5 separate regions of the Homo sapiens genome follow, and regions 2, 3, 4 and 5 are each linked to region 1. A link is a contact called in ENCODE Hi-C or POLR2A ChIA-PET data. All regions are on one chromosome and are shown on one strand. Each heading gives the region's core, a stretch centred on a gene start or an enhancer-like site at or near the end of the contact. The rest is flanking DNA. Distances are from core to core; before and after follow the strand shown.

What was found. A loop is a pair of places that touch in the nucleus more often than their neighbours do. ChIA-PET counts read pairs that join two places held with the same protein, here RNA polymerase II (POLR2A). Pooled maps may share reads with other maps.
Region 2: a loop to region 1 is called in a map of naive thymus-derived CD4-positive, alpha-beta T cell, with 5 times the contacts of the local background. The contact joins the promoter of ZNF430 here to the promoter of ZNF253 in region 1. A Hi-C loop is called at or near these places in 1 of 168 maps with a recorded cell type or tissue (naive thymus-derived CD4-positive, alpha-beta T cell), 1 of 37 single-sample maps with no recorded cell type and 8 of 50 pooled maps. POLR2A ChIA-PET finds 5 or more read pairs at or near these places in 3 of 52 experiments (CD4-positive, alpha-beta T cell, activated CD4-positive, alpha-beta memory T cell and activated naive CD4-positive, alpha-beta T cell).
Region 3: a loop to region 1 is called in a pooled map, with 8 times the contacts of the local background. The contact joins the promoter of ZNF738 here to the promoter of ZNF253 in region 1. A Hi-C loop is called at or near these places in 6 of 50 pooled maps. POLR2A ChIA-PET finds 5 or more read pairs at or near these places in 3 of 52 experiments (RWPE1, WTC11 and activated naive CD4-positive, alpha-beta T cell).
Region 4: a loop to region 1 is called in a pooled map, with 5 times the contacts of the local background. The contact joins the promoter of ZNF431 here to the promoter of ZNF253 in region 1. A Hi-C loop is called at or near these places in 7 of 50 pooled maps. POLR2A ChIA-PET finds 5 or more read pairs at or near these places in 4 of 52 experiments (T-cell, activated CD4-positive, alpha-beta T cell, activated naive CD4-positive, alpha-beta T cell and 1 more).
Region 5: a loop to region 1 is called in a pooled map, with 12 times the contacts of the local background. The contact joins the promoter of ZNF85 here to the promoter of ZNF253 in region 1. A Hi-C loop is called at or near these places in 1 of 37 single-sample maps with no recorded cell type and 8 of 50 pooled maps. POLR2A ChIA-PET finds 5 or more read pairs at or near these places in 3 of 52 experiments (CD4-positive, alpha-beta T cell, activated CD4-positive, alpha-beta memory T cell and activated naive CD4-positive, alpha-beta T cell).

Annotation. Positions count from the first base shown.
Region 1 is chr19:19,864,522-19,867,221 of GRCh38, forward strand. It overlaps ZNF253 (zinc finger protein 253), which reads left to right and starts at 1,361. Exons shown (of 4, transcript NM_021047.3): 1 at 1,361-1,478. The coding sequence starts at 1,476. It overlaps LOC124904664 (a long non-coding RNA gene), which reads right to left. Exons shown (of 4, transcript XR_007067169.1): 1 at 1,915-2,700. RefSeq lists an enhancer at 1,392-1,821.
Region 2 is chr19:21,019,255-21,021,954 of GRCh38, forward strand. It overlaps ZNF430 (zinc finger protein 430), which reads left to right and starts at 1,403. Exons shown (of 5, transcript NM_025189.4): 1 at 1,403-1,549. The coding sequence starts at 1,547. RefSeq lists enhancers at 1,093-1,686, 1,687-2,278.
Region 3 is chr19:21,357,567-21,360,266 of GRCh38, forward strand. It overlaps ZNF738 (zinc finger protein 738), which reads left to right and starts at 1,434. Exons shown (of 5, transcript NM_001355237.2): 1 at 1,434-1,577. The coding sequence starts at 1,575. RefSeq lists enhancers at 147-704, 1,496-1,795.
Region 4 is chr19:21,140,745-21,143,444 of GRCh38, forward strand. It overlaps ZNF431 (zinc finger protein 431), which reads left to right and starts at 1,296. Exons shown (of 5, transcript NM_133473.4): 1 at 1,296-1,442. The coding sequence starts at 1,440. RefSeq lists enhancers at 1,322-1,801, 2,583-2,700.
Region 5 is chr19:20,921,819-20,924,518 of GRCh38, forward strand. It overlaps ZNF85 (zinc finger protein 85), which reads left to right and starts at 1,433. Exons shown (of 4, transcript NM_003429.5): 1 at 1,433-1,585. The coding sequence starts at 1,583.

The sequences.
Region 1 (2,700 bases), core at 111-2,610:
TCCTATAACAGTTTGAAATTACTTAAAGGTTGTTTCAAACTGAAAAAATAAAAAGAATGTAGATATAAATAAAATATAGTTAAAAAATTACAGGAGATTACAAATTATATATGTAAATCTCGAGAGGTCAAAAATGACAAATTTTGTTTATTTACAAGGTTTTATTTATGTATTTATTCATTTTTGGAGACGCAGTCTCACTTTGTCACCCAGGCTTGAGTGCAGTGGTGCGATCTTGGCTCACCGCAACCTCTGCCTCCTGGGTTCAAGCCATTCTCCTGCCTCAGCCTCCTGAGTAGCTGGGACCACAGGTGCATGCCACCACGCCCGGGTAATTTTTTGTATTTTTAGTAGAGACAGAGTTTCACCGTGTTAGCCAGGATGGTCTCGATTTCCTGACCCAGTGATCTGCCCTCCTCAGCCTCCCAAAGTACTGGGATTACAGGCCTGAGCCACCGCACCTGGCTTTACAAGGTCTTATTAAAATTAGCTTTAGTATTGATAATACACTATTACCAAAGTAAAAGTTGACTTTCTCTTGAACAAACATTTCATGTATTATTAATATGACAGCAAAGTACTTCTGTTCACCTTTTGAATACATTCAAAAAGAGAGAGAATATGAGATAGAATTTTCCCATGCTCTGGGATGGGATGCTCAGCTCAGGGAGGAAGCCGTTTGAAAAGGCTCCAGCTAGGCTAGGCGCGGTGGCTCACGCTTGTAATCCCAGCACTTTGGGAGGCCGAGGCGGGCGGATCACCTGAGATCGGGAGCTCGAGACCAGCCTGACCAACACGGAGAAACCCTGTCTCTACTAAAAGTACAAAAAATTAGACGGGCGTGGTGAGGCATGCCTGTAATCCCAGCTACATGGGAGGCTGAGGTAGGAGAATCGCTTGAACCCGGGAGGTGCAGGTTGCGGTGAGCCAACATCGTGCCATTGCACTCTAGCCTGGGCAACAAGAGGGAAACTCCGTCTCGGTGGGGGGAAAAAAGAAAGAAAAGAAAGAAAGAAAGAAAGAAAGAAAAAGAAAGAAAGAAAGAAAGGAAAGAAAGAAAGAAAGAAAGAAAGAAAGAAAGAAAGAAAGAAAGAAAGAAAGAAAGAAAGAAAGAAAGAAAGAAAGAAAGAAAGAAAGAAAGAAAGAAAGAAAGAAAGAAAAGGCTGCAGCCTAGGCTGTCACTCTTTCTTCACTCAGCCCAGTATCTGATCACATCTGTCACTCAGCGGCTGGGGAGGCGGGGCCTTAGGCATTATCCAATGAGGGACGCTGGGCCGGAAACCGTCCAATCAGGCACGCAGCTGGAGCGAACCACATGGTTTCTGGGGGCCTTTGTTTCTCGCTGCAGCGGGAGCTCCAGGTTTATCCTCAGTGTTCTGTGTCCTGTGCTTATAGAGGCCCGTCCTCTGTGGCCGTGTGACCTGCAAGTATTGGGAGAGCCACAGCTAAACCCCGGGACCCCTGGAAGCCTAGAAATGGTGAGTGCCGGGTCCAACGTCCCGAGAGAGGGGAGAGGCTGTTTGGAACGGTGGGAAGTGGCTCTGGCGGGACTCTGCTTCCTCACAGTCAGCTCCACAATCTGCCGCCGGAGTTCTCCCTGCCCAGCTCGGCCTCAGTCCCCTTCAGCCATAAGATGGCGGCTGCGGTGACATCCGGGGCCCGGCACAGTGATTGTGCCCTGGCCTGGAGCCCTCTTTCAGCAGCTCTGCACCCGCAGCACCGCGTCTCTCCCAGATCATGCAAGGACCACGGGAGGGTCGTCAGGGGAGAATCCTGACTCGGTTCCCTGCGGGTTCATGAATGGGAAGAGCTTTGGTCCGTGAGGTTGTTAGAAACAAGCGCTTGGTGCCGCAAAACAACACAAAACAAAAAACTACCCAGCACTTAGAAAATTTCACAGGAAGGCATATTTACTTCTGAAGAAGAGTGCTGCTCGCGTCCGACCTGATCGCAAGAGCACACAGAAGAAAGGAAGGAAGGTTTTTTTTTTTTTTGAGGCGGAGTTTTGCTCTTGTGGCCCAGGCTAAAGTACAATGGCGCGATCTCGGCTCACTGCAACCTCCGTCTCCCGGGTTCAAGTGATTCTCCTGCCTCAGCCTCCCGAGTAGCTGGGGTTACAGGCATGCGTCACCACACCCGGCTGATTTTGTATTTTTAGTAGACATGCCGTTTCACCATGTTGGTCAGGCTGGTTTTGAACTCCCGAACTCAGTTGATCCGCCCGCCTCGGCCTCCCAGTTTGAAAGGGGTTTTTAACCCTAAACGCCGTTATTGCCTCTGTGTCCTTCCCCCATTGGCCGGGGTCTGACCTCACAATCTAGGCTGACCCGATTGGCTACTTTCCAAATAAGGAAGGGGTTCGGGTCGCAGATTGGAACAGGCGGTTTGGGTTGTTTACGGAGCGGGTGTCTAGGTACAAAGAGGTACAAAAAAGTTGGTCCTAAGAACAAGGAACAAGAAAGTTAGGCCCTTGAAGAGGAATCTATTATATCTGTCAGGGTTCACAGTTTCCCTTTTCTCCTATTAAAAATTTATGGGGCCGGGCGCGGTGGCTCACGCCTGTAATAACAACACTTCAGGAGGTCGAGGTGGATGGATCACTTGAGGTCAGGAGTTGAAGACCAGCCTGGCCAAAATGGGGAAACCCCATCTCTACTAAAAGTACAAAAATTAGCTGGGTGTGATGGCGAATGTCTGGTT
Region 2 (2,700 bases), core at 153-2,652, 1.2 Mb after region 1:
TCCTTTAGCCGGGAAGGTCATAAAATCTGAAATTTTAAAATAATTATTGTTACATTCTTTTCATTTTTGAATAGCCACTATATATATATAAATATAAATATATATAAAAATATATAAAAATAAAAATATAAATATATATAAAAACATAAATATATATAAATATAAATATGTATAATATATAAATATATAAAAATATATAAAAATATAAATATAAAAAATATATATAAATATAAATATATAAATATAAATATAAATATATATAAATATATACATATAAATATATAAATATAAATATATAAATATATAAATATAAATATATATAAATATATAAATATATATATATAAATATATAAATATATAAATATATATATATAAATATATAAATATTTATATATAAATATATATAAATATATAAATATATATAAATATATAAATATATATAAATATATATAAATATATAAATATATATAAGTATATAAATATAAATATATATAAATATATAAATATATATATAAATATATATAAATATATAAATATATATAATTATATAAATATAAATATATATAAATATATATAAATGTATATAAATACATAAATAAATATATAAATATATATAAATATATATATAAATAAATATATACAAATATATATAAATAAATATATATAAATATATATAAATAAATATATATAAATATATATAAATAAATATATAAATATATAAATATATAAATAAATACATATATAAATATATAAAATATATATAAATAAATATATAAAAATATATATAAATAAATATATATAAATAAATATATATATATATATATATATATATATTTTAGACAGAGTTGTGCTCTTGTTGCCCAGGCTGGAGTGCAATGGCACAATCTCGGCTCACCGCAACCTCCGCCTCCCAGGTTCAAGCGGTTCTCCTGCCTCAGCCTCCCGAGTACCTGGGATAACACACATGGGCCACCACAACCCGCTAATTTTATATTTTTTATAAAGACTGGGTTTCTCCATGTTGGTCAGGCTGGTCTCTAACTCCCGACCTCAGGTCATCTGCCCGCTTCAGCCTTCCAAAATGTTGGGATTACGGGCGTGAGCCACCGTGACCGGCCCCATATATTATTTATAAATGCATATGACCTTACACACAAGGTTAAATGCAAATAACCTCTGGGGTGGGCCTGGCTCAGCTCAGGGAGGAAGCCCTGTCAGAGAAGGATGCAGCCCAAGCTGTCACTCTTCTTTCAGCCCCGCATCTCATCACATCTTCCGTCAATCATGGCCTGAGGGGGCGGGGATTTAAATGTTATCCAATCAGAGACGCTAGGCAGGGAACCGTCCAATCAGGCACGCAGGTGAAGCGGACAGGGCGGCTTCCGGGTTTGGCGGGGCCTTTGTCCCTCGCTGTGGCCTGAGCTCCAGGTCTCGTCTTCAGCGCTCTGTGTCCTCTGCTCCTAGAGGTCCAGGCTCTGTGGCCCTGTGACCCGCAGGTATTGGGAGATCTACAGCTAAGACGCCAGGAACCCCTGGAAGCCTAGAAATGGTGAGAGTGCCGGGTCCGACATCCCCAGAGAGGGGAGGGGCTGGTTGTAATGGGTGGGAAGTGGCTGTGGCGGGACTCAGGCCTCCCGGCAGTCAGCTGCACAATCTGCGCCCCGAGTTCTTGCCCAGCTGGGCCTCAGTCCCCATCAGCCTTAAGATGGCGGCTGCGCTGACAGGCGGGCCCCAGCACGTCCCGTCTCTTCCTTGCGCAGTGACTGTGCCCTGGCCTGGAGCCCTCTCTGGGCAGCTCTGCATCCGCAGCGCCGCGTCTCTCCCAGACTGTGCAGGGACCACGGGAGGATCGTCACGGGAGAATCGTCACGGGAGAATCCTGACTTGGGGTGCGAGTTCATGAATGGGAAGAACTTTGGTCCTGGGTTCCTAGTTCCTCTTTTCTCCTATTAAAAATGTACAGACCGGGAGGGGTGGCTCACGTCTGTAATCCCAGTACTTTGGGAGGCCGAGGCGGGCGCATCACTAAGTCAGGAGAGTTCAAGACCAGCCTGGCCAGCATAGTGAAACCCCGTCTTTACTAAAAATACAAAAATTTGCCGGGCATGGTGGTACACGCCTGTAGTCCCAGCTACTTGGGAGACTGAGGCAGGAGAATCACTTGAACCTGGGAGGTGGAGATTGCAGTGAGCCGAGATAGCGCCACTGCACTACAGCCTGTGTAACAGAGCAAGACTCCGTCTCGGAAAAAAAAAATGTACAGAAGTCACCACAAAAATATTAAAGAAATTAATCAAAGAGTGATTAAAAAACTGTTGAGCACCCAGCTGTGGTTTGTAATTTGTTGTTCATGGCGGGGCTTGAAGGAAAGACTTTTATAAGGTGCATGATGAAGAAAGCCAAATTCAGTAATTGGTTAGGTACCGTTATGTAGTTTCTTAGTTTGTACAATAAAGGTGAAAATTTTCTGGTTGTGTAATCAGACCTTAATTGGCAGTATACAGTTGATTAAGCCTGAATTTTGTGTCTTTCAATGTAGTAATTTTCAAAACGATGCGCCTGAGTTAGATTTTTTTTTTTTTTTTTTTTTTTTTTTTTTGAGATGGAGTCTCGCTCTTGTCGCCCAGGCTGGAGTGCAGTGGCACAATCTCGGCTCACTACAACTTCTGCCGCTGCCTGTGTTCAAGCTTCTCCTGCCTC
Region 3 (2,700 bases), core at 184-2,683, 1.5 Mb after region 1:
TTTCTGCTGCCCTCAGCTCTTTCTATGGCCACTATCTGTTCCAACCTCAGAACTGAAGATAGATGTTAGTAGGGAGAGGCCCTTCCTTCCCCTCTGGCCCTTCACACCATTGACATCAGAGCTGCCATGTGTGGCTCCTGGGTGCCTGGAATGTGCTTGGTCTGAACCGCGATATGCTAGAAAGGTAAAACACAGAGTTATTTTCAAAAATTTAGTTGCAAATATTTATATACTTCATTAATAATTACATATTCCTCACACATTAAAATGATATTTTGTATATATTAGGTTAATTACATTGTTACAATCAATTCAACCTGTTCCTTGTTATTGTTGTTGTTGTTGTTGCTGTTGTTGCAGTCTGTCACTAGGCTGGAGTGCAGTGGCGCAATCTCGGCTCACTGCAACCTCTGCCTCCCGGGTTCAAGCGATTCTCCTGCCTCAGCCTCCCCAGTAGCTGGGATTACAGGCATGCGCCACCACGCCTGGCTAATTTTTATATTTTTTTCAGTAGAGACAGGGTTTAGCCATATTGCCAGGAGGGTCTCAATCACTTGATCTCGTGATCCACCAGCCTCGGCCTCCCAAAGTGCTGGGATTACAGGCGTGAGCCACTGCGCGTGGCCTCTTGTTTCTTTATATTTTTCACCCCCCAAAACGGAGTCTCGCTCTGTCCGCCCAGGCTGGAGTGCAGTGGCGCGATCTCTGCTCACTGCAACCTCCTCCGCCTCCCGGGTTCAAGCAATTCTCCTGCCTCAGCCTCCTGCGTAGCTGGGATTACAGATGTCCACCACCACGCCCGGCTAATTTTTGTATTTTTAGTAGAGACGTGGTTTCACCATGTTAGCCAGGCTGGTCTCAAACTCCTGACCTCTTGATCTGCCCGCCTTGTACTCCTAAAGTCCTAGGATTACAGGCGTGAGCCACCATGCCTGGCCCCTTGTTTCTTTTTAATTTTCTAGTTTGGCTACCAGAAAATTCAAAATTCACGTGGCTCACATTTTATTTCAGAGGATTACCTCCTTTTTAAAATCTCAGGCTGCCTGCTCAAAGGACCGTAAGCCAGGAAAGTAAAAAAACCCTGAAATTTTAAAACATTTGTTATTATATCCTTTTCATTTATGTATAGCCATATGATATAGTATTTACAAATGCATATGACCTTATACGCAAGGTTGAATGCAAATACCCTTTGGGGTGGGCCTATCTCAGCTCAAGGAGGAAGCCCTGCCTGAAAAGGCTGCAGCCTAGGCGGTCACTCTTTCTTCATTCAGCCCAGCATCTAATTACATCTTCTGTCAGTCAGGGCCTGAGAGGGTGGGGTTTTAAACGTTATCCAATCAGCGACGCTGGGCTGGGAACTGTCCAATCAGGCACGCAGCTTGAGCGGAGAGGACGGCTTCCGGGATGTGGCGGGATTTGTCCGCTTCTTTGTCTTTGGCTGCCGCTGGAACTCCGGGTCTCGTCTTCACTGCTCTGTGTCCTCTGCTCCTAGAGGCCCAGCCTCTGGTCCTGTGACCTGCAGGTATTGGGAATCCACAGCTAAGACGCCGGGACACCCTGGAAGCCTAGAAATGGTGAGAGTGCGGGGTCCAACATCCCGAGAGAGGGGAAGGGCTGGTTGGAACCGGTGGGAAGTGGCTGTGGCGAGACTCAGGCCTCCCCGCAGTCAGCTCTACAATCTGCGCCCCGAGTTCTCCTTGCCCAGCTCGGCCTCAGTCGCCTTCAGCCATAAGATGGCGGTTGCGCCGACAGCCCGGCCCCCGGGCGTCCTGTCTCTTCCCTGCATAGTGACTGTGCCCTTGCCTGGAGCCCTCTCTGGGGAATCTCTGCACCCGCAGCGCCGCTTCTCTACCGGATTGTGCAGGGACCGTGGGAGGGTCGTCAGGGGAGAATCCTGACTTGGGGTGCGGGTTCATGAATGGGAAGAGGTTTGTTCCGTGGGGTTCCCAGTTCCTATTATCTCCTATTAAAAGTTAATGGGAGTCACTGCAAAAATATTAAAAGAATTTAATCAAAGAGTGGTTCTAGGCTGGGCGCGGTGGCTCACGCCTGTAATCCCAGCACTTTGGAAGGCCGAGGTGGGCGGATCAGAGGTCAGGAGATCAAGACCATCCTGGCTAACACGGTGAAACCCCGTCTCTACTAAAAATACAAAAAATGAGCCGGGCGTGGTGGCGGGCGCCTGTAGTCCCAGCTACTCAGGAGGCTGAGGCAGGAGAATGGCGTGAACCCAGGAGGCAGAGCTTGCAGTGAGCCGAGATCGTGCCACTGCACTCCAGCCTGGGCGACAGAGCGAGACTCTTGTCTCAAAAAAAAAATTAACTTATTAAATAATTTAATCAAAAAGTGGTTCTAGAATTGTAGAGCACCAAGCTGTGGTTTTTAGTTTGTGGTCTATGGGAGAGGCTTGAAAGAAAGTCTTTTGTAAAATGCATGATGAAGAAAACCAAATTTAGTAATTGGTTAGGTACAGTTACGTGGTTTTTTAATTTGTACATTAAAGGTGAAAATTTCCTGGTTATGTAATCGGAGCTCAATTGGCAGTTTATAGTAGGTGAAGCCTCAATTTTGTTTCTCTGAATTTAGTAATTAAAAATAATGCGCCTGAGTTAGATTTTTTAAATTGAAGTAGGAACCCAGGGACTAGAGAAACCTCAGTCTAATTGCCTGCCACTTAATTATTTTCACACTCCACAG
Region 4 (2,700 bases), core at 46-2,545, 1.3 Mb after region 1:
ACAATAGCTAACTAATACATGCACCCCGTGCAGATAGGACACCAGGATTCTATGACAGGTTGATTACTAGTTACCTTCTAACAGTGGGCACCCTATAGGTACTGATTTTTTCCCCTGATTTAAAGTTGGGTGACTTGTAAGAGAATGTTGAGTAATGCAGAAATACACGTAGACATGTATGCATGTGATTGGTGCTTATACCCACACAGTCCCACACACCACAGGAGAAAACAGATAACTACGGCCTGACCATTAGGGCCAAGGCCAATAGCAAAATAAGTTTTGCCTTTAATCTGTTTTCTCCATATCTAAACATTTGAGGTCAAGAGTGTGGACAGATCTGAAGACACAGAGTTTTATTATCCTGTGGCCCCAACATTCTTTCTTCACTGTCTGATCTCTGGAAGAAAATGGGCAACAGGTGGCTATCAGTGGTCTCCTTGTGGTTATTTTGTTCTTGCTGCCCTCTGCTCTTTCTATGGCCACTATCTGTTCCACCCTCAGAACTGAAGGGAGATGTTGGTAGGGAGAGGCTTTTCCTTCACCTCTGGCAGAAAAGGTTTGCTGGGGCCCTTCACCTCCCGACATCAGAGCTGCACTTCAATGTGGAAGCTTTGGTCATGTGTGGCTCCTGAGTGCCTGGAATGTTCCTGGTCTGAACTGCGATGTGCTAGAAAGGTAAAATACAGAGTTAGTTTCAAAGATTTAGTTTCAAATATTTATATACTTTATTAATAATCACATATTTCTCACACATTAAAATGAAAATTTTTTGATATATTGGGTTAATTAAATTGTTACAATCAATTCAACCTGTTACTTTTTTTTTTTAAGTTTGGTTACTAGAAAATTTAAAATTTACATATGGCTCACATTTTATTTCAGAAAATTACCTCCGTTCTAAAATTTCAGACGGCCTGCTGAAAGACCAGAAGCCGGGAAGGTCATAAAATCCGAAATTTTAAAATAATTGTTATTATATTCTTTTCATTTGTGAATAGGCATACAGTATGTTATTTATAAATGCATGTGACTTTACACACAAGGTTAAATACAAATTCCCTCTGGGGTGGGCCTGGCTAAGCTCTGGGAGGAAGCCCTGCCTGAAAAGACGGCAGCCTAAGCTGTCACTCTTTCTTCACTCAGCCCAGCATCTGTTCGCATCTTCTGTCACTCAGGGCCTGAGAAGGTGGGGTTTTAAACGTTATCCAATCAGCGACGCTAGGCTGGGAACCGTCCAATCAGGCACGCAGCTGGAGCGGACAGGACGGCTTCCGGGATGTGGCGGGGCCTTTGTCTCTCGCCGCAGCCTGAGCTCCAGGTCTCCCCTTCGCTGCTCTGTGTCCTCTGCTCCTAGAGGCCCAACATCTGTGGCCCTGTGACCTGCAGGTATTGGGAGACCCACAGCTAAGACACCGGGACCCCCTGAAAGCCTAGAAATGGTGAGAGTGCCGGGTCGGACATCCCGAGAGAGGGGAAGGGCTGGTTGTAACCGGTGGGAAGTGGCTGTGGCGGGACTCAGGCCTCCCCGCAGTCAGCTCCACAGTCTGCGCCCCGAGTTCTCCTTGCCCAGCTCGGCCTCAGTCCCCTCCAGCCATAAGATGGCGGCTGTGCTGACAGTCGGGACCCCAGGCGTCCTGTCTCTTCACTGCACAGTGACTGTGCCCTGGCCTGGAGCCCTCTCTGGGCAGCTCTGCACCCGCAGCACCGCGTCTTTCCCAGATTGTGCAGGGACCACGGGAGGGTCTTCAGGGGACAGTTCTGACTCGGGGTGCGGGTTCATGAATGGGAAGAGCTTTGTTCCGTGGAGTTCCCAGTTCCTCTTGTCTTCTGTTAAAAATATATGGGAGTCACTATAAAAACATTAAATAATTTAATCAAAGAGTGATTCAAAAATTGTGGAGCACCCAGCTGTGGTTTGTAATTTGTGCTTCATGGGCGGGACTTGAAGAAAAGACTTTTATAAAAAGCATGATGAAGAAAACCAAATTCAGTAATTGGTTAGGTAGAGTTACATAGTTTCTTAATTTGTACAATAAAGGTGAAAATTTCCTGATTATGTAATCAGAGGTTAATTGGCAGTTTATAGTTGGTTAGGGCTGAGTTTTGTTTCTCTCAATGTAGTAATTTACTGAAAAATGTACGTCAGTTAGATTTTTTTAAAGTAGGAACCCAGGGACTAAAGACACCTCCGTCTAATTGCCTGCCTTTTAATTATTTTCACAGTCCATGGGGAGCTGATTTTCCGCTGCATTTTTCACCTGTGTCCCAAGCAGGGTCTTAAGTCTAACCCCCATTCCTCATTTCTCCAGCCTCCCTCTGGCTTGCAGTAAGATACTAAATTTCCAGTTCCTTCTGGTGTTTCCAAATGCCAGCTTTTCCTCCCTAATTCACGTTATCGCCTATTTGTCTTTTAGTGTACTTTTCTATACCGTATTTTAATTATTTTTTGACAAAGCATTAAATGACGCTTTTCAAAAAGTTTTTTAAAAGATTTTTTAAAAAAAATATCTGTAAATATTTCCCATGAGAAGAAAGCAAAGAATAATCCCCTGATACTGTATTGTTAAAACTCTCTGTGCCTTTTCTCCTTGTATCTTCTCTAGGCACAGAGATCTTGTCAGAATGTTTTTCGGTCAAGGTTTTCCTTTGGAAACTTTATGGGGTGATGTGTCCTCAGCCACCTTTTAGTTTTTTTCT
Region 5 (2,700 bases), core at 183-2,682, 1.1 Mb after region 1:
GATAATGTTGAGAAATGCAGAAATATGGCCAGGGGTGGTGGCTTATGCCTATAATCCCAGCACTTTAGGAGGCCAAGGCGGTTGGATCACCTAAGGTCAGGAGTTCAAGACCAGCCTGACCAACATGGAGAAATCCCGTCTCTACTAAAAGTACAAAAAATTAGCCGGGCGTGGTAGTGCATGCCTGTAATCCCAGCTACTCGGGAGGCTGAGGTAGGAGAATTGCTTGAACCCAGGAGGCAGAGGTTGCAGTGAGCCAAGACCACACCATTGCGCTTTAGCCTGGGCAACAAGAGTGAAACTCCATCTCAAAAAAAAGAAATGCCGAAATACATGTGGACATGTATGCATGTGATTGTGCTTATATTCACTCAGTTTCCCACACCACAGAAGAAAACAGGTAACCACAGCCTGAACATTAGAGTCGAGGTCAAATAGCAAAATAAGTTTGCCTTTAATCTATTTTCTTCCTATGTAAACATTAAAGGTCAAGACTGTGAACAGATCTGAAGACATAGTTTTTTTTCTCCTGTGGCCCATCATCCTTTGCTCACTGTCTGATCTCTGAAAGAAAGATGGGCAACAGGTGGTAAGCAGTGGTTTACCTGTGATTTATTCCTGCTGCCATCAGCTTTTTCTATAGCCACTATTTGTTTCACCCTCGGAACTGAAAAGAGACGTTGATAAATAGAGGCTGTCCCCTCACCTGTGGCAGAAAAGGGGTGTTCAGGCCCTCCACCCCCACTGACATCACAGCTGTACTTCAATGTGGCAGCTATTGGCCATGTGTGGCTCCTGGGTGCCTGGAATGTGGCTGGTCTGAACTGCGATGTGCTAGAAAGGTAAAATACAGAATTAGTTTCAAAGATTTTGTTTCAAATGTATTTATATTTCATTAATAATTACATATTGCTCACATATTAAAATGAAAATATTTTGAATATATTGGGTTAAATAAATTGCTACAATCAATTCCACTTGTTTCTTCTTTCTTTTTAAAGTTTGGCTACTAGAAAATTTAAAATTCACCTGTGACTCACATTTTATTTCAGAGGATTGCCTGTTCAAAGGACCAGAATACAGGAAGGTCATAAAATCTAAAATTTTAGAACAATTGTTGTTATACTTTGTTCATTTGTGAATAGCCATATAATATATTATTTTTGAATGCATATAAATTGATACACAAGGTAAGGGCAAATACTCTCTGGTGTGAGCCTGGCTCAGCTCAGGAAGGAAGCCCTGTCTGAAAAGGCTGCAGCCTAGGCTGTCACTCGCTCTTCTTTCAGCCCAGCATCTGATCACATCTTCTGTCACTCAGGGCCTGAAAAGAAGGTGCCTTAAATATCATCCAATCAGAGACGCTGGGCTGGGAACCGTCCAATCAGGAACGCAGCTGGTGCGGATAGGGCGGCTTCCGGGATGTGGCGGGGCCTTTGTCTCTCGCTGCAGCCTGAGCTCTAGGTCTTGTTTTCCCTGCTTTGTGTTTTCTGCTCGTGGACGCCCAGCCTCTGTGGCCCTGTGGCCTGCAGGTATTGGGAGATCCACAGCTAAGACGCCGGGACCCCCTGGAAGCCTAGAAATGGTGAGAGTGCCAGGTCCGCCATCCCGAGGGGGAAAGGGGTTGGTTGAAACCGGTGGGAAGCGGCTGTGGCGGGACTCAGGCCTCCCTGTAGTCAGCTCCACAATCTGCGCTCCAGTTCTTTTTGCCCAGCTCGGCCCCAGTTCCTCCAGCCATAAGATGGCGGCTGCGCTGACAGCCGGCCCGGGCGTCCTGTCTCTTCCCTGCGCAGTGACTGTGCCCTGGACTGGAGCCCTCTCTGGGCAGCTCTGCATTCGCAGCACCGCGTCTCTCCCAGATTGAGCAGGGACCACGGGAGGGTTGTCAGGGGAGAATCCTGACTCGGGGTGCGGGTTCATGAAAGAGCTTTGGGCTGTGGGGTTCCCAGTTCCTCTTTTTTTCTGTTAAAAATGTATGGGGGGACGGGCGTGGTGGCTCACGCCTGTAATTTCAGCACTTTGGGAAGCCGAGGCGGGCGGATCATCTGAGGTCAGGAGTTCAAGACCATCCTGGCCAACATGGTGAAACCCCGTCTCAATTTTTAAAAATACAAAAATTAGCCGGGCGTCGTGGCGCGCGCCTGCAATCCCAGCTACTCAGGAGTTTGAGGCAGGAGAATCGCTTGAACCCGGGAGGCGGAGGTTGCAGTGAGCCTACATCGCGCCACTGCACTCCAGCCTGGGCAATAAGAGTGAAACTCCGTCTCAAAAAAAAAAAAAAAAGATGTATAGGAGTCACCGCAAAAATATTAAAGAACTTAAAAAGTGGTTCAAGTATTGTAGAGCACTCAGCTATGGTTTGTAGTTTGTGGTCCATGGGAGGAGCTTGAATAAAAGACTTTTATAAGGTGCATGATAAAAAAATCAAATTAGTAATTGGTTAGGTACAGTTATATAGTCTCTTAATTTGTACGATCGTGTTGGCAATTTTCTGGTTATGTGATCAGAATTTAATTGGCAGTTTATAGTTGGTTAAGCCTGAATTTTGTTTTCCCCGATGTGGTAATTTACTAAAAAATGAAATTTTAGTTAGATTTTTTTAAAAAGGAGGACCCCAGGGACTAGAGCCACCTCAGTCTAATTGCCTGCCACTGAATCATTTTCACAGTCCACAGGGGACTTCTTTTCCCCTGCATTTTT